Regions from separate parts of the Mus musculus genome. Here all the other regions are linked to region 1. A link is a loop called in an ENCODE intact Hi-C map of the cell type or tissue named here. Cell type or tissue: left cerebral cortex. All regions are shown on one strand. Links, peaks and the distances in the headings refer to the core of each region. The heading gives the core; the rest is flanking DNA.

Region 1 (7,673 bases), core at 2,475-4,974:
ATTTGAACCACAAATATGGTTGAGGAAGGAAGCTATTCACAAATGCTGGTATGCAAGTATATGAAATTAGCATCCTGTAGCCCTGTCTGCTTCATTTTAGCTGGGTAAGCTTGAGCAGGTCAGTTAATACCCCGAGCCTCTGTTCCTAGATACCAGCTGGCATGAAGATCAAATAAAATAACAAAGATGAGGATATCCTTTGAAAATACAGCAAACAAGTGTGCGAGGAGGAGAGAGGGATCAAAGTGGCAATCTATCCCTTTGGGCATCAGTATTCATCTCGTCTTCTCTGGTGAAAGGTTAGACCTGGGACAAGGTCGAATTGAGTCAATGTATTATCCTTTCCCTTATGGCAATTTTTACCCAACAAATATATTAAACACCTGTAATGTGCCAGACTCCATAAGGCTGTAGAAAATGAAATGAACTAAATGCGATCCCACCTCATGGAGTTCACACTTGAGAAGAGGAAGCATATGGGCATACAAATAAATTTAAAATTCAAAGGCGAATACTCAGAATATTACAAGTAGCATTTAGAAGCCAGTGACTAGGAAATCACAACCAATAATCCGTTTAACAAATACTCGTTGAATGCCATGTATAAGCCAGGCATTATCCTAGAACCCAAAGAGAAGGTCGAGAACAGGGAAGACATGGGGCTTGTACTGTAATGTGTGAGAACAAACTAAATTGCAATGGTAGATCATTGCTATGTTTTAAACAAATAAAAGCTAGTCTGAGGAGGTAGCTCATTTTGTAAAGGCACTTGTCCCCAAACCTGGACAATTGAATTCGATCCATGGGATTCACATAGTGGAAAGAGAAAAAGAAATCCCTCACACACATTGCCCTTGGACCTACACATGTGTACTAACACACACACACATATACACACACACACTACACACACACACAGAGTCAGTCAGTCAATCCATCTACATAAAATAAAGCATTGTGAGATAAAACAAAACAAAACAATGTGGTTAAATTTTGGAGAGGCAGAAGGGCCCTACTCTATGAGCTCAGAGTAGAATGATATGAAGCGCTTTTGAGACTGTCTGATATCCAAGGTCATTTACAGAAAGGGAAAAGCCAGGGCTGGAACTGGAGAAAGGAGGAGCTGAAAGGTTCGAGCCCCATGGAGAAATGATGAAAATGTGCTGTGGTGGAGCCGGATTCCAGCGCTGTCTGAGATACAGCAGGGTAGGCAGCAACCGGAGGGCACATGTGTTCATTGCTTCTCTTGTGTCTATGAGCAGATACAAAGACAACTTAAGGAAGTAGTCATTGTAGTTGATCACTGTTTGAAGGAGGGTATGGGAAAGTATGGCCCAGGGAGTGTAGGGGTCTAGACACCCATATATGAATGTATGAATAATACTGTGTCCTTCATCAGAAAACAGAGAGTGTGCATGCTCATTATTTAAATTACGTGTATGGGAGTGTCTGTGTGTGCCTATGTATTCATTAGACTTAAGTGCCAGTGGCATCAGAGTTACAGGAGATTGTTAGGTCCCACAGCATGGGTGCTGGGAACTGTGCCAGTTTCTCTGCAAGAACAGGAAGCCCTCTTAACTGCCCAGCCATTTCTTCAGCCTCCCTTGATTATTCAGCCAGAGACCTCAACCCATGGAATGATACCACCTGCCTTCATGACACACCTCAGCTCCTCCTTGGTTAAACCTCTCTGGAAGCAGACACATCCAAGGGACACACAACTCCCAGGTCATTCCAAGCCCAGTCAAAATGACCCTGAAGATAAACCCCAGCAGACTACATTCTGGCTATGGGAAAGAACATCATCTAACCAAGGCAGGACAGCCAGGGCTACACAGAGAAACCCTGTCTCGAAAAGAAAAAAAAAAAGGAATATCTGATTTACATTTTAAAAGACCAATCTGGTTGCTACAGTGGCAAGTGAAGCCCCTCTTTGGGGAAAGGTGGCAGTAAGAAACTGCCGACAAGATATTTTGGGTATCCAGGTGAAAGCTGATGAATGGTGGCTTGTCCCCGAGAGGAGCTGCAAAGATGGCGAGGAAGCGACAGATGCAGACTATTTTGGAGGTAAGCCAACAAGAATTGGAAGGGGATGGAAGATACTATTTCTAAATAAAGAATACAACAGTTCCTATCTTTAGTTCAAAAGCCTTTTATGTCAAATGATATAGCAGCTAATAGATCCACTCTAAAAATATACTTAATGTACATTTATGCTAATATTAAAGTTCTTTAGGCCTTTAAAGTTTTTCTATCATAAAAATAGTGCATGCTTATGAAAGAAAAATTCCAGATACAGAAAAACAAAAGTTAGAATATTATATATATATATATATATATATATGATACAAGTTTTTTTTTCTGAAAAATTATGGTTTGATCTTGCATTGTGAGGGCGCCAAATCAAATTCCTTTCTCTTTCTCTGTCCCTGTCCCTCCTCTCCCTCTGTCTGTCTGTGTGTGTCTCTCTCTGTCTCTGTCTCTCTCTGTCTCTGTCTCTCTGTCTCTCTGTCTCTCTCTGTCTCTCCCCCCCCTTCTGTCTCTGTTTTTTTTTTCTCTCTCTCTCTCTCTCTCATTTGAAAAACTGCAGTTTAACCACAGCAACACAATAGCTTCCTGTAGATCTATTTTGTGTATCAGAGATACCTTCCCGGGGGGCAGACTGGGGCTAGTGGAGTTCCACCTCTCCCAGACCTTAACTTAAGAACTTCACTGGCCTGCTACACAAATCTATATCTATTCCTGTTTTGATGGGGAGGAGGAGGAGGAGGAGGAGGAGGAGGAGGAGGAGGAGGAGGAGGAGGAGGAGGAGGAGGAACCCCAGTTATTGACAGCAACATTTGCCTGAGCAAGGATGAATAATTCAGGTCAGTGGGGGAGCTAGTTGGAAAACCTTTTAAAAGGGCAGTCAAGCCTGTGTTTAGAATCCAGCTGATGTGTGGCCTGTTTCTGTAGGAGGGCCCTTGAGTTCTGTTATTTTTAATGCATTTGCCCTATACCCCTCCGCAAACTCACCCATGCACTAGGTTCCCTATTTGACCTTGTCAATTTAAAACTTAGGATGCGGTCGATTGCTGCACGGGATTGGCGAGAGTGAGTGGTTAGGGGACACAGCAGGGGCACGGGACCCTAAGGTCCTGCGCAGAGAGAAGAGCCGAAGGCTAGGCTGGTCTTTCAGCAGCGTCCCATCCCAGGCTGGTGAGGTAGCGCGAGCCAGTGAGCTGTAAAGTGGCAGGAACCTCCGCGCAGCATCCTCTCCCCTGCCGCGCGCAGTAATGGATCTCTGCGTCCTAAAAGAGGAAGATAATACCGGGTTTAGCTTATAAATAGATGGTTGTATGCTCTCCCTGCGAAGCATTGATTGAGACAGCCAAGCTGACTATTGATCTAATTTTAACTTACATTTTAGCCCTCACGCTCCCGCCTTCCTGTCAGTGCTCCGGTGAGTGACCGGCATTAGCCAGTGAAACCGCTAGAGGGCGAGCCGCTTGCCTCCTGGGCTCTATGGGTCTGGCCTCTATTTATGCAGACTAAACAATGCTAGCCTTCATCGAATCTGAAAGATAGGAGTTTGCTTTTCTCGCGCTGGGATGACCTCATCACTGATGAAAGTCAGAGAAAAGCATAGAATTGGACGACTGGCAGCAGAGAGAGATAAAGCTTGCAGTTAACCTCCTCCCACTCCACCACTTCCACAGAACACCAGGCATGTGCTTCCTACCCAAACCTGGTGAAACAGTGAGGGCAGACGAAGGGAATGAGAAGTTCTCGCAGTTGTCACTCCTGTGAAACAATCACGGTGTAAAAAGTTCATACTGCCTATGCCCTGCCTTTACTGAGATGTCACTAAATGCCAGTACGAGGCCGACCTCCAGGCAAGTGACTTAATTTAAAAATATATTATTTCAGGCCAGCCTAGGCTAGAAACTGAGACCCTGTCTCAAAACAGCCAAAACAAACAAAACACTATATATGTGTGTGTATTCATTATTTCTAAACATAATTCATATTGTCAAGGTTTAATGAATACCAGCAATTTCATACTAGTGGTTTATGTAGCTCAAATCTTGTGGTATTAATAGGGTTGGGAATTGAAGCCCACCACTTTCTCGTTCATTACCTTTTGAATCATGGAGTATTGGATACAATGTGTGGGGGTGCCAGCTATGATCAGGTTAGGCTGATCTAGATCAGGCTAGCCTATGGGCATGCCTGGAGGGGCTTTTTTCCTACTTAGGTTAAATGGAAAGACCCAGCTCGGTGTACACAGTACTATTCTCTGGCATTTGGGTCCTAGGCTGTATTAAGTAAAGCAAGGAAAAAACCCCACCAGAAACAGAATGCATACCTCTCCAGACGTTCCCACCTCGCCCTGAGCTTCCTCAGCATTTAGACCTGCCTTTCCTGATTGAATAAAACATTATTCGTAAGAGCTAGTGGCTGCCAAGCATCTGTTTCAGGTCAGGCATTGTGCTTGCCATTATAATTACATTCATTACCTCATTAAATCCTCAAGAAAACCTATCAGATTCTATTATTAACTCATTTTAGAGCTTAAGAAGCAGGCTACAGTCTTTGCCTAAAGTGGAGTACCTAGAAAGGGACAGAATCCTTGTTGATTCTGTGAGGGATTGCCTAGATCAGGCTAGCCTGTGGGCATGCCTAGGAGGGGCTTTTTTCTTTCTTAGATTAATTGGTGTGGAAAGACCCAGCCAACCGGCCCGCTGTATGCAGTGTCTCTGGGGTTGAGTCCTGGGCTGTATTAGAGTAAAGCAAGCAAGCACAGGTGAATTTATTTCTCTCTGCTCTAGACTGCGGATGTGCTCCGACTAGTTGCTTCAAGCTCCTGCCAGTGTGACTTCCCCCCAAAATAATGGACTATAAGCTGGAATTGTGAGCTAAAATAGGCCCTTTCTCCCATAAGTTGTTTTTTTATATCGGGATATTTTATCCCAGCACCAGAAACGGAAGTAGGACAACCATCATGTTGCTAGGTAGCCGGTTAGATATTAGCAGGATGAGAGGACATTCAGGCTGGGCTACCTTCTCAGAATCAGCAACGTGGAAAAGCAAAGAACTGGAGCTTCCTCACCACATCTCTGGCCCTGGTGCGATGCTCTGAAATGCCAGGATATGATTAATGGGTAACCGTGAAAACCTGGCTCAGGAACTCTAAACCTTATAAGGTTACTGTATAGCAGGAAACCTTCTGATAAAGAGCAAGTCGCCACATAAACAGTCACAGAGGCACACACCTATGATCCAGTTCTCAAGAAGAGACAGCAAGAGGACCGGAAGTTTAAGGTCATCCTCAGCTACATAACGAATTCCAGATTGAAGCCAGACAGAATGCATGAGACCTCGTCTAAATGAACAGGAACAAGGGTGCACTAATACCCGCTCCTGTCAGAGTTGATCCAAGGATCATCAAAGAACACACCCAGGAACAAAAGTAGCTTGTCATCTGGTTCTGTCAACTAAGCTTTATCAAAACACACACACACACACACACACACACACACACGCACGTGTTGATCCAAATGAGCCTGTCAATCACCTGGAAAGAAAAAGATGTCTCTTAGGAAAGCTGACTGTTCCAGGGGCTTAAAGTTTGTGCACTTGTCTCTTTGGTTACTGTACTATTAGCATTTCTCTGGAATAAACTGTATCATCTTCTACCCTAAACTGTGGGTCACCTTTGAATTCTCTCCATGGACATCACAAGAGAAGTCCCCGATGAGATCCTGATGGTGTTGTCAGGTATATTAAGAAACATGCCTACCTGTCAAAACTCTGCATGCCTAAGCGGAAGGGTAGTGTGTGAGAAGGAAAGATGGAGACCTTGTAGTTAGAGTTGCCAAGCCCAGACCCAAACCTGGGAAAACTTCAAAGAAAAAGACTTCAGCACACATTATCATTGCAGCAGCATCCGTGGAAATAGCTGGACAATGTAGAAATATTGTCATTGAAAGGGAAGATCTTTCTCAGTTCTCTGTTCAACCAAGAGATGCTTACAGTGAACTGGCCAGTTTGGTGGAAAGAGGAATACTTTACTAAGTTAGAGTGTCTTATCTCCTCAGAGAACCTCATGAGGGAAAGAGGTTATAAATAAGAGGGGGGGGAACCCCATTCACCGTTATAATTTGTGATGAAAAGAAAAGGTTTGGCAGAAGGAGCCAAAAGAGGCTAGTCTGAGGCACTGACATTCAAACAGGGAGCTGAACATGTGTAGGAGATACCTGGTCAGGCTGGGAGCTAACCTTGGGAAAGAAACAGTGTTGGGAGAATGTGATTGGATGAGAGAGGAGGATGGACAACTCAGGGTTTGTTTGTTTGTTTGTTTGTTTGTTTGTTTGTTTGTTTAAAAAAACCAGGGTGAAATAAACATCTTCAATGCAGTAAGAAATCTTTAAAAAAAAAAAAAGATGTAGACAACAGACACAGTAAGTGATTTATGATTTAGGAAAGTTGCTTTTTCTGAAGCCAGGAGAACATTTAGGAAGTGGGACCTGGAGAGACATTCAAGAAGTTAATACAGTCACTGTTCCATGTGAGGTGATGGGGACTGGACCAAGAGGCATGCAGATGGAGAAAAGTGAGTGGACTGTCGTCAGTATCTAGTGGTGTGTCAGTGTGACTGATGGGCAGATAGGGCTCAGGTGCTCTCTGTTTCTGGCTCGAGGCATTGGGTTGAGTGACATACCATATTTTAATCTAAACAGCAGAGAGAGAGAGAGAATAACTAAAACGAACCACATTCTCATTTGAAGACAGAAGGCAGCTAACCACCCAGACACTTCAAACATAAATGTAGAGTAGTTTGACACTTTCTTGATCATTCTGTTTCATTATATCAACAGGGAAGTAAGGAATGTACTTGTGTTGCTTAAGAAAACCTTGAGACTGTGGAGGAACCTGACGCTCTTCTAGCTATAACTCTCTGTCTTTGGGCAGAGCTCACCTTCAGCTGTACTGAGGCTGCATCCTACATTTAAGGTAAATCACAGTATTAGAGTCGGAAAGGGTGGCATTGCACTGATGACCAAACTATCACTCGGAGGGATGGAGGGACTTGCCCAGAGTCACTCAGTGAGTTGTAAATAAAGGGAGGGAAGAACCAGGCCTCTGTGTCTTGCTTCCTCTTAAGGACTAAACCATCTCTCTTAAACACAGAAGCCTTCTTCAGAAGGACAGGCTGCCAGGCTGCTATGACATGTGGACAACTAGGGGATAATAGGGATTTTTTTGTCATCCATATACTGAGACACAACAAAATGGTGCTTTGCTGAATTCTTCCCTAGGTAGGTGCTGGCCCTGGACAGGGGTATTAATTTTGAGCTGGTCTTTTTTGGGATGGGACTAGTGTATGGTTTGTCACTATGACAGCCAATGAAGGAAGCATCCACTGAGATTCATTCACTTAATTAGCAGTGACATCAACAAGCAAGAACATTCCCTTCCTAGGGTGTCAGTAGTAACAAAGGAGAGGGACATTAGCAGACCATCCCCGACTCACTGAGGGAAAGGATAGCAGTTGCTTTATGGAAGCTGGAAGCAGATGAATTATTAAGAATGCTTCCATTTTTATGCTTTTCAGCCTGCTTATCTGCCTTTAGCAAGCTGTTCATCAATGGGAAAACATTTCTTTAATGATGAAGATTTTTTTAGGACAG
Region 2 (7,673 bases), core at 2,130-4,629, 200 kb after region 1:
GGTGGACTATACAATAGACTAAAATAGGAATTATGGCAAGGGCACGAAGCCCTTGACCCTGGCTTCTAAGATTAAGTAAATCTTAGGTAGAGCCCTTTTTGATCCTAGTTGTTATCAATAAATTCTATCCCAGGTGGTTTTCGTTAGACCTCTTGTGTTTACATTCCTCTGTTTTATATAAAAATCTAGTAACTTCTTTGTACCGTGTGGGTATGTCACCCAACTTCTTTATTGTCTTCTACATAAAAAGTCTGATGCTCGACTTGACATTACATTCAGATTCTACACAACCTCTCCTGTGTACATCTGTCCGTCAATTCATCCTACGCTTTGTCCACCCGCGACTAAAGACCCGTTCCACACAGACAAAGGGGCCCAAAGGGTCTGCGGCACAATACAATGTATTAGTTTGTTCTAGTGTTTGTATCTGCTACTGTTTCAGGGTCTTCTATTCCTAACTAGAACTTGGCTTAGCTTTAAAAGCTCAATATAAAGATGCCAACTTAAAGATTTCAAACACTCAGATTTATTCATTTAATGTATATGAGTACATTGTTGCTGTCTTCAGACACACCAGAAGAGGGCATTGGATTCCATTACAGGTGGTTGTGAGCCACCATGTGGTTGCTGGGAATTCAGGACCTCTGGAAGAGCAGTCAGTGCTCTTAACCACTGAGCCTTCTCTCCAGCCCCAAACTCTCAGATTTTTATGATGAAAATGATAGATGATCTCATTAAGGTCAATTTGTAAAAGAACCATGCCACTCACAAAAGAAATCAAAGGGCCCACAATGGAAGGAAAAGGAAAAGGAAGAAAATGTTTAGCATTGTAGTTTCTCGTCATCCACTTCATGTATCAGTTGAGAGTGTCCTGGCTGTGATGAAATCCCCCCACATATTCTCTTTAGCGTCGCAACATGATAGAAATCTACAAGTTCATCCAATTGCCGTGTAGTTCCTCATTTGCCAAGGGAACAATAGGAACATGTCTCATCAAATGTGTGAATGGCACTCCAAGATCACTACTTTGATGGTGTCTCAGCGGTCGACGAGGACTATAGAATATGAAATCTGAATGCTCTGTGCATGTTCACATACCACACTGACTAAAGGAAGTGCATTTTATAGATTTAGAAGTCGTTTAAGAAAATAATAAATAAATAAAGTTGGGGTGCTCAGGCTGGACTTATTTAAACTTGCTAATCTTAGACTTACTGCTTCGAGACAGACAAAACTAGCCTTATTAAAAATAATACGTGTGAAGCAACTTTTGAGATGTCCCTGTATAGTCTTTATCAGTGCCTGATGATTTTGAGTAGAAACATTCCCTATCGTAAAGTGAAAGGTAGTCCTCTCACTGTTGGAAACCAGGTATGGCATGTTTGTGTTCACGGATGAGACAGCACAGAAACACTACCCTCATTATTTTGTAATTTGTACATCTGTGGATCTTAAGTGCATATGACTTGCCTCTGCCAGTTGAAAGAGTGCAGAATTTCCACAGCGTTTCACAGGCTCAGTGCCACCCAACTGCGAAGTGCTTGAAGAGATCTATACAGAGAATAATCCACATAAACAGTATTAATTGCGATGACAGAATCTTTGGTTCCCTACATACACAATTAGAAATTTTCTTAAGTTTATAGATCTAACATTGCTCCCAGCTACCAAACTGCTTTAGCTACATCAAATCTGAAACAATCATTTTGAGAACCATTTGAGCTGCTCAAAAATAGGTACAGGATTGATAGCTATATAATGACAAGAATATTATCTTTCATATTCCTGATACTAAATTTAACTTCAGCCTGATTTGCATGTTGGTTTCTACTTAAGAACTAACTCAACAGTTGGCCAAATTCAAAGAGATAGAGAATTATTTTGCATTTACAATCAATTAATTTTTAAGGAAAACTGTGGGATTTCTGTGGAAAGAACTCATTAAATGGTAGGAAATATAACAGAAGTTGGGGGAGGGGGAGGATTTTTTTTATAAAATCCTGACTGCCCTTAAGAGACCACTTATAAACTATACTCCAAAAGTAATAGACCTCAAACATGTGGGGTACAGTTAAGAACCTGCCTGCACTATGCTGGGTTCATCTGCATATATGACATCATCCTGACTATATACTTTTTGCAGTACCTGGACACTACTATGACTGAACACCACCACCCTTTCTTACTTCATATATAAACTTCCTTTTCCATTTTAACCTCAGTAACAGTTGAAAAGGGGATACATAGAGGACATGAACACAGCATTCTTCATGGGAAGAAGTCACCATCAGAGCAAGAAGTAACAGTTTAAGCATGCTCAATATCTACAATTCTGAGTTCTTTCTCAGTGTATACAGAGCTTTCTCAGTTTGGTTTAGGAGGAACTCTGGCCCATTAACTTGTACTAGGTGGCCTAGTGACCATGGGTATCAGCTCTGGGACAGATGCCATGCATGGGTACTCACTGGTAAAAGGGACTCTACAAAATAAGAGCCCTTTATAGAAACACGGATTTAATGTGTTACGTGGGCTATTAAAAACAAATGTCTAACTAAAGGAGGTTATGAAGATTGTTTTTCTTCCTAGACGCTACAGTTTAAGTAGGTTTTATGGTCATTCTCATCACATCTTGAATATAGCATAAGGAGCCCAATCTTTCTGAAGTTTGGAATATTTTCCACTAGGCAAGTTTTCACTGAAGCATAGCACTTCCTAACTACTTCTAGAACGAGTTGAGTTTAATTGTTCACCTATGACTAGTCTAAGAGAAAACTAACAAGCTATTATCACTGACTCTTTGTAAATTAAGGAATGAAGGATTGAATGTACATGTCAGGCTCCTGAACCAAGATTCTAAAATGTAGGAGCCATGGCTTCTATGCCAGGCAGACATGCTGTCATTATTTTCTGCTACGTAGCTGTAAGCAAATACTCAGGACTCTGGGCCTCATTTGCTTTACCTTTAAAGTACAAGAAACCCTGCGCAGTACTGCACTGTGGGGATTGGGTTTCATGTTAGGGAGTAGCAAGGTTCCAAGGCTCTACTTTATCTCTGAGATAGTACAACAATCGGCACTTATAACTTATCATGATCACTAAGAAATATAAACACTTTTACTACAATTCCAAAATTGGCTACACAATGAAACTGAATAGTTAGTTTGTAGACTATCAACTTTGTTGTGTAAGCAAGCACGACCGAGAGGCAGCATGCTGGGAAGCAGTGCACTCTATAGCTCATCTCTGTGCTTCTTTCTTCAGCTCCCTCTGCTGTTCCTTTTGGTCCACGATTTCTGTTACTACTTGACTGCACTTCATCTTTACTGTAACTGGGGTCTCATAAAGTCCAGTTCACACTAAAGTCTACTTGCCCCCTGTGAATGCACTGTGAGGTGTTCTTACACAGTAGGATAGCATGCCTGCTTTTCTTTTTAATCTCTAGAGATGTTTACCTGTTCATGGCTATAAGACAATTCTCAAAAAGTTGCTTAAAAGCCTGATTTCCAAAAGTATGCATGTGTGGGAATGGTTCATGTTTCCAAATTCTGACAAAATTTTCATGAAATGACTTCTCTAAACATGTTTTTTAAAATACTATTTTTTGAAGAGTGAATATTTTTTCAGAAGTTGACATTAGACTGGACATATATTTTAGATGCGTCAGTCTTTTTCTAGATTCCTCTGTAGCACCTAACACTGCTGATGCCATTGGGGTTGGAAAACTCCTCCCTGGACTTTGATTCCTGGAGATTGACCTCTGAGACCATCCCTTGTTAATCTTTTCTGCTGGCTTCTTTCTACACTGATCCTACAAATTCTAGTTTTCAGAGTTTTTGTCTAGGGCCTAATCCCTTTTAACGTCACACATTGTTTTAGTAATGTCATCTGTGATGGTAGCTTTGACTTCAAGAATAAGTCATAGAAATGTTAATCTGTCATTTTGTTATTTTTCACTCCTACAAAAAATTTCCAACGTAAGGGACATATGCTTTTCCCTTTAAGTAAGAACAGTATCGTAAATGTCCGTTTACCAATGACTGGCCTAAATGGTGCTTCCTCCCATCAGTGTGTGAGTGCTACACTGGTAGATAACGAATAAAGTGTACTATAAACTCATAGCTGTGAATAATATTTTCCTCAGTATGTATGGTGTGTGTTATGATGTTAACACTATTTTTTAACTATTATGTAATATTCAGATTATTTACAAATAATAAGGGTACATGAAATAGTATCTGAAATAAAAGGAAAAATACTAAGAAAAAATTTCATTCTGAAGCTTTAAAAAAATCTTCATTTTTAGGTCTTTTTGAGGTGTATGAGTATACAAGGGAAATAGGTGGTAAAGATCAGAGTCAAATTATTAGGTGATGATGAAATCTTTTGCAATTTTAAGTTACTATAGACACTAGTCTAGAAGAAAATGACTGCTCAAATAATAAATAAATAAATAAATAAATAAATAAATAAGGCATATGAGGATAGCTGGCACTGCTCACTTTAAAAGAAATGTTAATGCTTCCAATAAAACATACATTATGTTCTATGATTAGTTGCAGTGAAGTAAGTATGCAGTGTTTTTATGGAACGCAATATTCTGTAACATATTAAGTATTCTATCATGAAAATGAATGCTCTAAATTTGTACCTATTGCTCATATCCTAGTGTGACAAAACCCTAAATTTGGTATGATTATGGTCCTACGTATACTGGCAAGGTAAATATCTTCTAAAGAACGGATTAATGTCCACATCTATTTGACTAAATCATATAGATTAGCCGTGTCTTTTTAGTAAGTATGTTATTTTTTTTCAGTCCAAAGACATACACTAGGTTTAAGAGCCAGCCACGAATCAGACAAAGGATGTGCACTTTGGCCAAGTCTTTTAGACCTATTAAATAATGGAAAACAATAGCAGCTTTTTGACATTATATTCAGCCATCGGTCTTCAGGAACTACATCTAAAGTGACTGATATGCCTCTCTACCTGTGAACAGCAATGCAGATAGGAAACTCATTTTGACCAACTGAACACATCCGAGCTTAGGACCACAGAGTGGCAGCACACTGGATGGGCTGAGAGGAATCTAGATGAAATGTGAGTATCAAAATGAAAGAGGCTGACTGACACAGGGGCAGGCAATCTCTGCGCTCCATTTCTTCCTAGATCTTATAAAGCAGGGGTATTATTTTATCTTCTTTAATATAAACATCCATAAGGAACCTATAAAAAGCAAAATGACTTTGCTGAGCCATGGTTCTGTGTAGGTTAATTTCAACAGGCTTTAAGATAACCAAATTTGATTGAAAAAAGAAGAAAAAAAAAGAAAAGGAAAAAAGAGAGAAAAGAAAAGGAAAGAAAAGGAAAGAAAGCCCTCCTTAGCTTTCAAGGCAGGAGCCTAGGACTTGACTTGCTATGAAAGAAAAACAATCCATTTATAACTTTTTTTTAAAAAGGCCAGAGTTCATAACAAGTGTGTTTCCTTCGATAATTATACTTCACAATAAATAACCCATTTCTAGAGAACACATGGCTAAATGCCTCCAAAAAGCTTATAAATGAAATTAGCAGAAATACTTTCTGGAAATACTTCATGTGTCTATCTTATAAATATTTCCAAACCGAACACGTTTGCAGAGTTAAATGTTTCCTAAATACATAAATGTTGACTCTCTTCTTAAGTGGGTAATAATAGGACCAAGAAGAACTCCTCAGAAGACAGATGGAGATATAAAATGGTAATTTGGTATCAAACAGTTAACTCCTTCCTCTGTTTCCACCCTCTCCTCATGAGAACAATGGGAATGAGAAAGTGCATTAACAATAACAATTAATTGTGAGTTAGCAGCAACTGGAGAATAGTAGCCTTAAGCTGTGGCTCTCTAAAAAGAATCCTAGTGCAGATGTAAGTTCTCAGACTTAATCTCAGCCTGGGTGAGTCACAAGTCCTGGGCATAAGAATCTTTCTACATTTGAGCAAAACTTATGGGAGACACTGATGTATTTTAAAGTGTGGAAAATCTTTGCTGTGGACTTACTAGGAAAATAATTTCTCAAAGGTAATATTGCTTCATGAAATAATTATAAAATCACTGTGATTAGAAGGTACTCTATTTTTATAATATATATGTTCATTGTAGAATTCAGCAGACAGCTTTCCTTAGTTCATTTAGTTGACTCTACTTTCGCCTTATGTATGCTGGCCTACTATTGGATGACACTATGGTCACATGGTAAAATATTAGACTGCAGCGTAGTGCTCTCCTCCCCCGTAAGGAAAAGCCTCAGACAACTCATGAATCTCTAGAAAAGCACAGCTTCTCCGATGTAAAGCAGGTACAGCACATACTGTTGAATAACCCATGTGACTTGACTAATCGGTTCAGAAATTAAAATGGCGTGGGAAGGAGATTGCATCAGACTTTTGGGAATAGCAAATTTGTATTTGTTCACATTATCCAGTCTGGATTATCCTCCATGCCTGACTCATGCGACAATTCCTTGAAGCGGCCCCTATTAAAATTTCAATTTAACAACCTTAGGCTTCCTCAAATCCCACAGAAGTTTACTTCAACCAAAATACTTTGGGAAGGAATGCTGCTAAACAGTAGTGTAACATCTCGAGATGTTTCCCTGAAAACTGTCTAGTACGGTTTTTTTGGTCACTATGTGGGTGTAACAGTACAACTGAGAGGCAAGGACTAACTTTTGCCACTTGATAGGAGAGTGCACTGAACATAAATTACTTCCTTTAAGAGATTCTCTGGTCGCACTCTGCAGAATCACAGGACAGAGACTCTTATACCGTCAATTTGGTCCTCCAACCCTTATCTAGGTCTTCAGGGGCTAATGATCTGGTGATAGTATCTTTTAAGAGCCACTTAATCATTCTGTTAGGTACACACATTGGCCAAGATATTCCACACTAATATTTTATATTGAGTTGGATACTTTGGGTAATTAATATGTAAATATCAGGTATATCAAAGACATCATGTCTTCCTAATTCATGCTACAGGGTGAAGACTTTAATCAGACAGAATATATAGCAAAGAAATTCTATTGTGTATGAGATGCTTCAGAAAAACTGGATGGAAATGGCTTAGATGTCAACATTAAAAATAATTTCAGTCAACACACCAGCATTCTTATTTAACTCTTGAAAAATATTTAACATCAATAAATGCATATCAATAGCTGGAAAAGAATGAGAAAATGACATTAAACAAAACTATCTCCACCAGTCAATGAAACGAGCAGTCTGCTTATCAGAATGGAAAATTATAAAATATTAATGTGTTCTGATTCGTCAAGCAAATTGTTCTTCATGAAATAACATTTTGCATTTTGTGGCGAGTTCTATACAACAGTCCTCAGCAGCTAAAGCAACTACCATAGCCGAGCCACCTGACACGAGACCAGCTGGTGCTGACTCTCAGGAGAGTCCTAAGATGAAGAAGCCTAATTTTTTTTTTTAAATAAGAGTCTTAAATAATAATACCTGCTTTTTCTCATATTCAGAGTGAAACGCTAGGTTTTCCCTTGCCAAAAGGATATCCTTTTACGTTTCTTTTATGCAGCACTCCTTATTCAAATGAATCAAAGTGATTCATCAATATTAAACAACTATCTTGCCTGTCATTTTCTTTCCATTCTATAAAGCATTACTT
Region 3 (7,673 bases), core at 2,130-4,629, 550 kb before region 1:
ATGTAGCCTTTCTATTAAGGATGAGGGATGCTTCCTTAACTGTACCTTATTCATTTCCAGATCTGCTTAGCCACAATGGCAAGGATTTCTGCATTGCCACATCATACACATACATTTGCACATTGGTAAAAATAGTGCAGACGAGTGAATCCCTAGAAATGAAATTTCTGGGTTAAAGGAATGAATTTTAAATTTTGAATATGCTGCCAAACGGCAAGCCAATAAAGCAGGATGCTTCCTGTGGAGCCAATGTGGTGTGCATGATGTGCTTTGGAAGCCAATCTGTTGCTCTCAGAGTCTTCTCTGTTGACCTGTGTTGTACTTGACCAGCTCTGACTGGAGTCTTGTCTGTTGACCTGTGTTGTACTTGACCAGCTCTGACTGGAGTCTTCTCTGTTGACCTGTGTTGTACTTGACCGGCTCTGACTGGGCTGTGAGATGTGTTAGAACTGTAGCCCCCAAACTCAGCCATGTAACCACCTGGGAACAGGAAGCCAAGCCCACCACAGAATTTCTGATTCAGTGGATGGAGCCTGCAAATTTGCATTTTTTACAGGCTTTCAGGTGAAGCAAATTCCCATACTTAGGGTAGGACTGGAATATGGGGGCTTGTTTTGTTCTGTTTTAAGCTCTGCCGGTGATTGTAAGGCATAGTCAGAGTTGAGGCAAACTTCCCCTACATTTTCTCCAAGCAGGAAATGATTATTATTAACCCAAGAGTTTTCACTTGATGTCTTTAGTATTGTAAGTTTTTAACATTCTTGGCTTAACTCATTATAGCATATGACTTCAGAAACAGAGGAGCAGATGTGTTCTTGACTCTCATTCTTCTGGCTCCAGAATTCCTGGTACTATTTGGCCCTGCTCCATATCTTTTAGAGAATAGAGCCTCTCTTCAGGAAAAATCTGAACCAACCACAGTAGTGTAGTATCAGGTGTCTAAGGCTTGCCACTTTCTGGCTGACTCGCTGTCAAAGGCTTGTGTTTATGAGAGGCTCACTAGAACTGCCCTGTGTCTGAGTGAAAGCTACTGTCCTTCTAGAACCCCATCTGGCTGGCTGGACTGTCTGGGATCATGCTTTGGCTGCTGGTGGATGGTGTCCTGCTTATGCTTAAAGTTTCTATCCCAGTGTTGATTGGTGACTGGCACAATGAGACACTGGTATCAACAGAGAAGCACACCAATTAAAGTGCAGGGATTCCTGGACTGGGGTCTGTAAACGAGAGGAACTCTGTGTAGAATCTAGCACACCCACTGAAGTGCAGGAATTCCTGGTCTGGGGTCTATATGTGAGAGGAACTCTGTGTAGAATCTGACATGGCTCCTGAGAAGCAGAACTATGTGAAGTTATATGTATGCATACATATGTGCAAGGCACAAAACTCTGAATTAGGCTCTGAGGACCCCAACCTTCATCAATTATTGAGACCATTTCTGGCAGCTGGCAAAAAAATATATCATAGAAGGGATGCCTTCTAACTTAAAGTAACAGTAATGGGTAGCCTTGCCGTAAAGTTACCAAGGATAAAATTGGTCCCAGTAGTCCTTTGTAGAGAAAGTTGTGCTGATATCATGGAACAGAGATGAAACCTCCTCTCCAACATAGATGGTCTTTCCTCTCTCCCCAGAGCTAGTTTCTAGTCTCATGAACCAGATTTGAAACCGCATCAAGAATTTAGCAGAAATGGAAAAGGTCATGTTATTGAATCAATAAGAGGCCAAAGCCCAGGCCACACTGGAAGAAACAGAGGTAGATCAGAAGGGAAAGGAAATTCTTCCTTGGTGTAGTGGCTGTTCCTGGTTGTCAACTTGACTATATCTGGAATGAACTGCAATCCAGAATTGGAAGACTCACTTGTGATCCTGATCTTGAGGCCAGAAGATACAAGTTTCTGACCTGGATCTTGGCATGGAGATCTTGGGGTATAGTGGCTATGAATCCCAGGAGAGTAAAGCAAGGAGATCTCGGAGTTCAAGGTCATCTGGGATAAAGCAGGTCCCAGGTCCAGGTGTGGTGGTACACACGTTTAATCTAGGCCACACCTTCTGCTGGAGACCTACGTAAGGACATTGGAAGAAGGAAGATCCTCTCTCTTCTTTTCCTGCTTGTCTTCTGGGACTGAGCAACTGCTAGATCTTTGGACTTCCACTCAAAGCTGCAGCGGACCATTGTTGGGAAGTTGGAATACAGTCTATAAGTCATCACCAAATCCCTTTACTATATAGAGACTACCCATAAGTTCTATGACTCTAGAGAATCCTGACTAATACACTAGGGAAGATCAGCCTTCCCGAATTAACATGTACCACAGTATGGCACCTACCCATATGTCCATAACTCCAGTCTCAGGGGATCTGACACCTTCTTCAGACTTCCTAAGACACTAGGCATGCCACTAATGAGTATACACATATGCAGGCAAAACATCCATACAGGTAAAATGCTGTTTATTTGGTTTTTTTTTTTTTTTTTTTTTTTTTTAGTCAAAAGACTAAATATTCTCATAGCTATCTCCTCTTCAAACAATCAGCTAGAATCACTTTCCCTTGGCCCAAAGAAAGACCTTAGATAGGTTTTGAATGAGATTCTATGTGGTATTCTCAGACAATGTTTCTGAAAGCCCAGCCTATTTGGTAGAATCTTCAGTGTTAAGATACAAAGGTCACAAACAGTATCTGGCTTTGTCCCTGGGGTAGGCTACATAATTGGGAGAATCCTGAAAATGCCCTCATTTCCGAGAAGACTGAACAAGTGAACTGACAAGTTGGTTAATAAACCCTATGTAACCTCTTGACTCCCAGATGAACTCCATCTTCTTGATTCAACCTTCAACTGTAGACACATTGACTCATTGAAATTCAGCAGCTCTCTATACCACCACCAGGACAGGAAATAAAAGGCTCAGCAACTAATTTCAGGCAAAGACCTTTAGGAAGACATAGTTATGATAAAGACTGAGAGACCACCTGTACAAGCAGTGTCATTAGATCCACCTCAGCACTACAACTCTATCAGAAGCCAGGGAGGCAGATGTGTCCACTCGGCACTGTGTGCAGCTTTCCAGTGGCCAGCTCAGCTGGTTCTAGGTCATACTTATTCCTTTGTGTTTTCCATGTTTGTATAATGAATATTTTCCCATAATCGAATGAGTTCAGGTGGTAGAGTGGTGTCCCTGGAAGACTAGCTCTCATTTGCTTGATGAACTGTTTTCTTTACTTCCTGTCTTTGACTCTCTGACTATCCTTTCTGGGGGCCCACTGAAACAGCTATGTTAGCTATAAGGCTTCAGTGGTTAAAAAGTCACACGTAAGGTACTTTTCCACTGCCAGCTTTAGCTCTGTGTAGTATATCTTCCTTCTAGTGCGTTCAGTCAACCATCACTCAGCCCAGAGGGTGACATTGAGGACACAGCGCTCATTCCATTAGTACCACTAGATGGCAGTATATTCTACCAGCCTCATCAGGGCATGGCTTTATCAACTTGGCCATGTATTGGGGGTTTCTTTTTATTTGTTTGAGAATTTCATACAACATATTTTGAACTTATTAACCCCTGTCCCAATTCCTTCCTGAACGCACTCAGACACCCTCCTTCCCCATCCACCTAATAATAATATGCAGTTCCTTTTTTTCTAATTTCCTTTCTTCCTTCCATTCTTCCTCCCTTTCTTCTTTCTTTCCTTCCATGGAGTCATTCCCTCATAATGGATCTGAGGGCATGCATTTACAAGAATATATATATATATATATATATATATATATATATATATATATATATATATATATATGCATCCTTCCTTGTTCTACATTTAATACTCTTGACTGATTCATCCTAAAAGTGGAATATTCTAGAAAAATTCAAGCATAATAAATGTAAGCATTTAAATATAGTCACATCCAACCTGGAAGTTTTCTATTTTAAAAACTACTTTAGAATTCCAGTTCTTGAGCTATAGCTAAAAGGCCTAAGAATTAATGTGTGTATATATATATATATATAAACTCAAGTTATCCCCGGTGAACTCCTCTAAACCTTCATGTTCTCAGTGCATTGTAGAAGGTTAAAGGTGTCCATTTCCTCTTGAAGAGACTTACCATTCCCTCTGAGTACGTTCTTATCTAAGTGTTTGCTTGGGGTTTATACTGAAGTCAGCACCAAGATAACAAAGGAGATGTAACTTTTTTTATTTGAGAATTATTATTCTGTTTTGCTTTGAAAGCTAACGGTAAGCATTCCTCGGGCTACAGAGTTTGGTTCATCGTTAGAACTGGCCAATTAGAATTGGACAGAGTTAACTGGCCAATAGACAGTAGTCCACTTAGGTTCTCATGTCATTAATATCTAGCAATGTTTTGTTTGCATTTCTTATTCTTTTATATACATTTTGTCTTTGGAACAAGTCTTAAAGTGAACATGTTAAAAGTAGGGGCATCTTTATAACAGTCCTGGGAATAAATCCTTCACCTTTATCTAACTACTCAGAGATTCAGTAGATCTTCCTACCATAATAAGAGTCCTTTACACAGTAAAATCTGTTAAGTGCATCCTGAACCATTTTATTCTGCATTTGGTGGCATTAGGGCACTACTGTGTTGCTTGTTCCCTAAATGCTTTTCCCTCTATCTGTCTGTAATGTCTATAATTAAACATAAGGGCCCAGCTAGGAGTTGCATCCTTCCTTGTTCTACATTTCTAATACCCTTGGCTGAGTCTTCCTAAAAGTGGAATATTCTAGAAAAATTCAAGCGTAATAAATGTAAGCATCTAAATATAGTCACATCCAACCTGGAAGTTTTCTATTTTAAAAACTACTTTAGAATTCCAGTTCTTGAGCCTAAGAACCTCAGTTCCGTGAGGGGAAAAATATGGCCTGTACAAACAACTAGTCCATCCTGTTCTAACCTTTAGGGTCTAGTTTGAACCCAGAGCTCTCCCAGGAACCCTGAAGAGAGCTGCTTCAGCAATGGAGATTTTTGAGATTTAAAGAACCCCAAAAGTTCAATTCAGGCAGGGCCTTCGTTGGATGCCTTTAACATATTCACTTCAGAGAGCTCTGGAGTGAGATGAGAAGAGTCTCCGTCACGGCAGCTTCAACTCTCAGAAGCGGAAGCAGAATTTGAGAAGAAAAGGAAGAAACAGAAAACCAGAGGTTTGCACCCTCGCGCTGATGAGCAGCGGCTGTGGGTTTCGGAATCTTCTCAGGAACAGAGTACATCCTATGTGGCTGCCTTTAGGACAAGGTTTGGGGTCTTGCCAAAAAAACAAAGCAAACCAAAACCAAACCCAAACAAACAAAAACCAGTCTCACTGAGCTCTAGAACCTAGGGCATTAGTGCGATATCATTCACATGGAGCAAACAATGCTAATAGCTGCAGGTTTTATTTTCTTATGTTCAGCTGTCATATGAGGCCCCAGGAAAACATCAAAATGCACTCACAGGCCACACACACACACACACACACACACACACACACACACACACACTCGCGCACACACGCAGAGGGGGGCGGGGTGAGAGAGAATTCGAGTATCCTTGAATTCAAATCCCTTTCTTAGGTGTCAAAAAACTGAAGATGCTGAAGCATGGAAGAAACACCTGTCAGATGAGAAAGAAAGAAGTGTTTGCAAGTCCCTGCCTGCTACAGGGAAAGGGCAAAGGCAAAACTATGGCTGCTTGATGCATCCCTACTGAAAGGACTGAGTGTTAATGGTGTTAGTGTAACTAAGTGACATAGGCTCCCATTTGCTGGATCTCTTCTTTATTCTGTCATGGCAAGTTGGTGACTTCACACATTATGTTGCTTAGCTTCTAGGGGGAAGGTGGGAGATAAAACAAATCAAAACAAAAACAAAACAAAAAGCCCACCAACTACAGAAGGTGGGGAGGGAGGGGAGGGAGTCAACATTGCCAAAGTGTTTCTCAGCATACAGATCAAAGGTACAATTACAAACTCGGGTGATTAACAACAATTATATTATCTATCTGATTAGTTCCCCTAGGTCAAAGCTATGTGTTAAAAAGGAAATCGTTTGAGCCTGAAGTTTAACTTGGTTTCAATATATTGGCTAGGCAACTAAAGGACAGTCAAAACCAAAACAAAGGAAGCCCATTAATGTGTAGACTGGCTTCTTTCTCAAAGGTTGTTTTCAGCCTCAGTTCCCATGAGGTCAATATTTAATAAGGGTGTCAAGCTAAATTTGGCTGCTTGTGTGTTTGAGTTAGCCTAGCTCTTGCTTTCTGGCATTTCATAGAATTGACTGTGGTGAGAAAATCTGGTCTACTTGAAAGACTGCGAATCAAGCTCTCAAAGAAGGTTCTGATGCACTGCAAAAATACTGTGCCTTGAAGTCTGTCCTACTTCCTTCCACAAAGAACAAAAACTGAAAGTACTTTTGCAAGGGAGAAAAAAAAAAAAAGCTTGATTTCAGGTAACGTCAAACCTCAGCTATAAATAAACTCTGTGAGGAAACTGAATCCGCAGAGAGTCTGTGTCGCATCAGGTACATCCGAATGTCGGAGAACAGCTTCCCAATTATAATCATCAGTGCAAAGGAAGTCAGAGATCCAAACAGCTAAGGTTAAGAGGAGAAAGCTGAAGGGATCATGAGCTGTGATGGGCGGGAAAAGGAAGGGGCGGCTGAGGCTCTGGCATGAGCTCAGTATACGCGCGTTAGCTGATGACTCACAGTGGCTATAATCAGTACATCCAGAAAGGACAGATGAGCATCTCACAAAACAGTGCGCACCACCCCAGACCCTCGCTGCTCTGTACGAGTGCAGATTGCAGCAAATGCCCTTCCCTAATCGTGTGATTCAGTCTGAGTCTAGTGCAAGGAGGAAAGGGCGTAGAATTCCAAGGGAAAATATATGTAGTCACGAAAGTCCAAGCAATCAAGAATAATAAGACAAATTTTAGACCTCAAAGGAAATTATCACCAGAAAGCAGGATGAGGTTCAAGGTCATGCTTCTGTAATCTCCATAGAAACTCAGGCAGTCTGATAATACAGAACCCAGAAAATTGAAGGGACAGAGAAAGCAACAGAGGGCGGAGACTCGACCAGACCTTAATAATGTAGCAAATTGTGATTGAACTCACTAATTCCCGAGTGACCCAGCATGGACCCATTGGTAGGGAAATGACGGAACAGATGTTACACAGCCTCCTCTAGACTTGATAAGACCTCCACACTCAGGAACTCAAAGGTGCCCTAGTTGCCTGCAGGCAATCAAGCCAATCAAAATTCCAGCAGAGATGGGCGTGGAACTCACAGGCCCCACCTCCAAGCTATTCTTATTGATGGCTGCTGGGAGGATAGTTCCTTTTCTTCCAGGGATGTGCTCCTTGGTAGGTTGCCCATGCTGTAGTGGTTGGCATGACATCACGCGCATATAGGGCAGCAGTAATTGGGCTCAGTGTGTTTAAAAATAAAAAAGGACACGAAAAGGAACAGGAAGGAGGACGTGATGGGGCCCTGTGAGTTTGGAGAAGTGGGGAAGAGGATGATAAATCAACATACACTGCATATATGTATTTATTTATATACTTATTTTCTAAAATAAATAAAAACATGATATTAAAAAATCTGAGTAGGTAGCATGTGTGTACAATACTTATTTACAAATGGTTGAGCACTTGCTGTTGGCAGGGTGCTGTGCGCATCATTCTG

The links. Peaks named below come from ENCODE experiments on the same cell type or tissue, not always from the same donor. Only the 100,000 strongest peaks of a DNase experiment are listed, where the experiment ranks them.
Region 2: it touches region 1 in a loop (2.3-fold over the local background); 3 of 42 quality-filtered maps call a loop at or near these places.
Region 3: it touches region 1 in a loop (1.9-fold over the local background); 9 of 42 quality-filtered maps call a loop at or near these places.

The regions. Positions count from the first base shown.
Region 1 is chr16:50,042,751-50,050,423 of GRCm38, forward strand. It overlaps Gm4827 (predicted gene 4827), which reads right to left. Exons shown (of 4, transcript NR_045935.1): 2 at 3,016-3,290. It overlaps Gm32101 (a long non-coding RNA gene), which reads left to right and starts at 6,880. Exons shown (of 3, transcript XR_001781999.1): 1 at 6,880-6,996. In left cerebral cortex, for the core only: a CTCF peak has its summit at 3,466; a DNase peak (open chromatin) is centred at 3,468; H3K4me3 peaks cover 729 bases; H3K27ac peaks cover 744 bases.
Region 2 is chr16:50,239,384-50,247,056 of GRCm38, forward strand. It overlaps Bbx (bobby sox HMG box containing), which reads right to left. Exons shown (of 17, transcript NM_027444.3): 10 at 1,471-1,551. Among named protein-coding and RNA genes, the nearest start is that of Gm4827, 170 kb to the left of the region's middle. In left cerebral cortex, for the core only: a CTCF peak has its summit at 3,280 (motif pointing left); a DNase peak (open chromatin) is centred at 3,268.
Region 3 is chr16:49,497,605-49,505,277 of GRCm38, forward strand. No RefSeq gene overlaps it. Among named protein-coding and RNA genes, the nearest start is that of Gm4802, 89 kb to the left of the region's middle. In left cerebral cortex, for the core only: a CTCF peak has its summit at 3,438 (motif pointing right); a DNase peak (open chromatin) is centred at 3,418.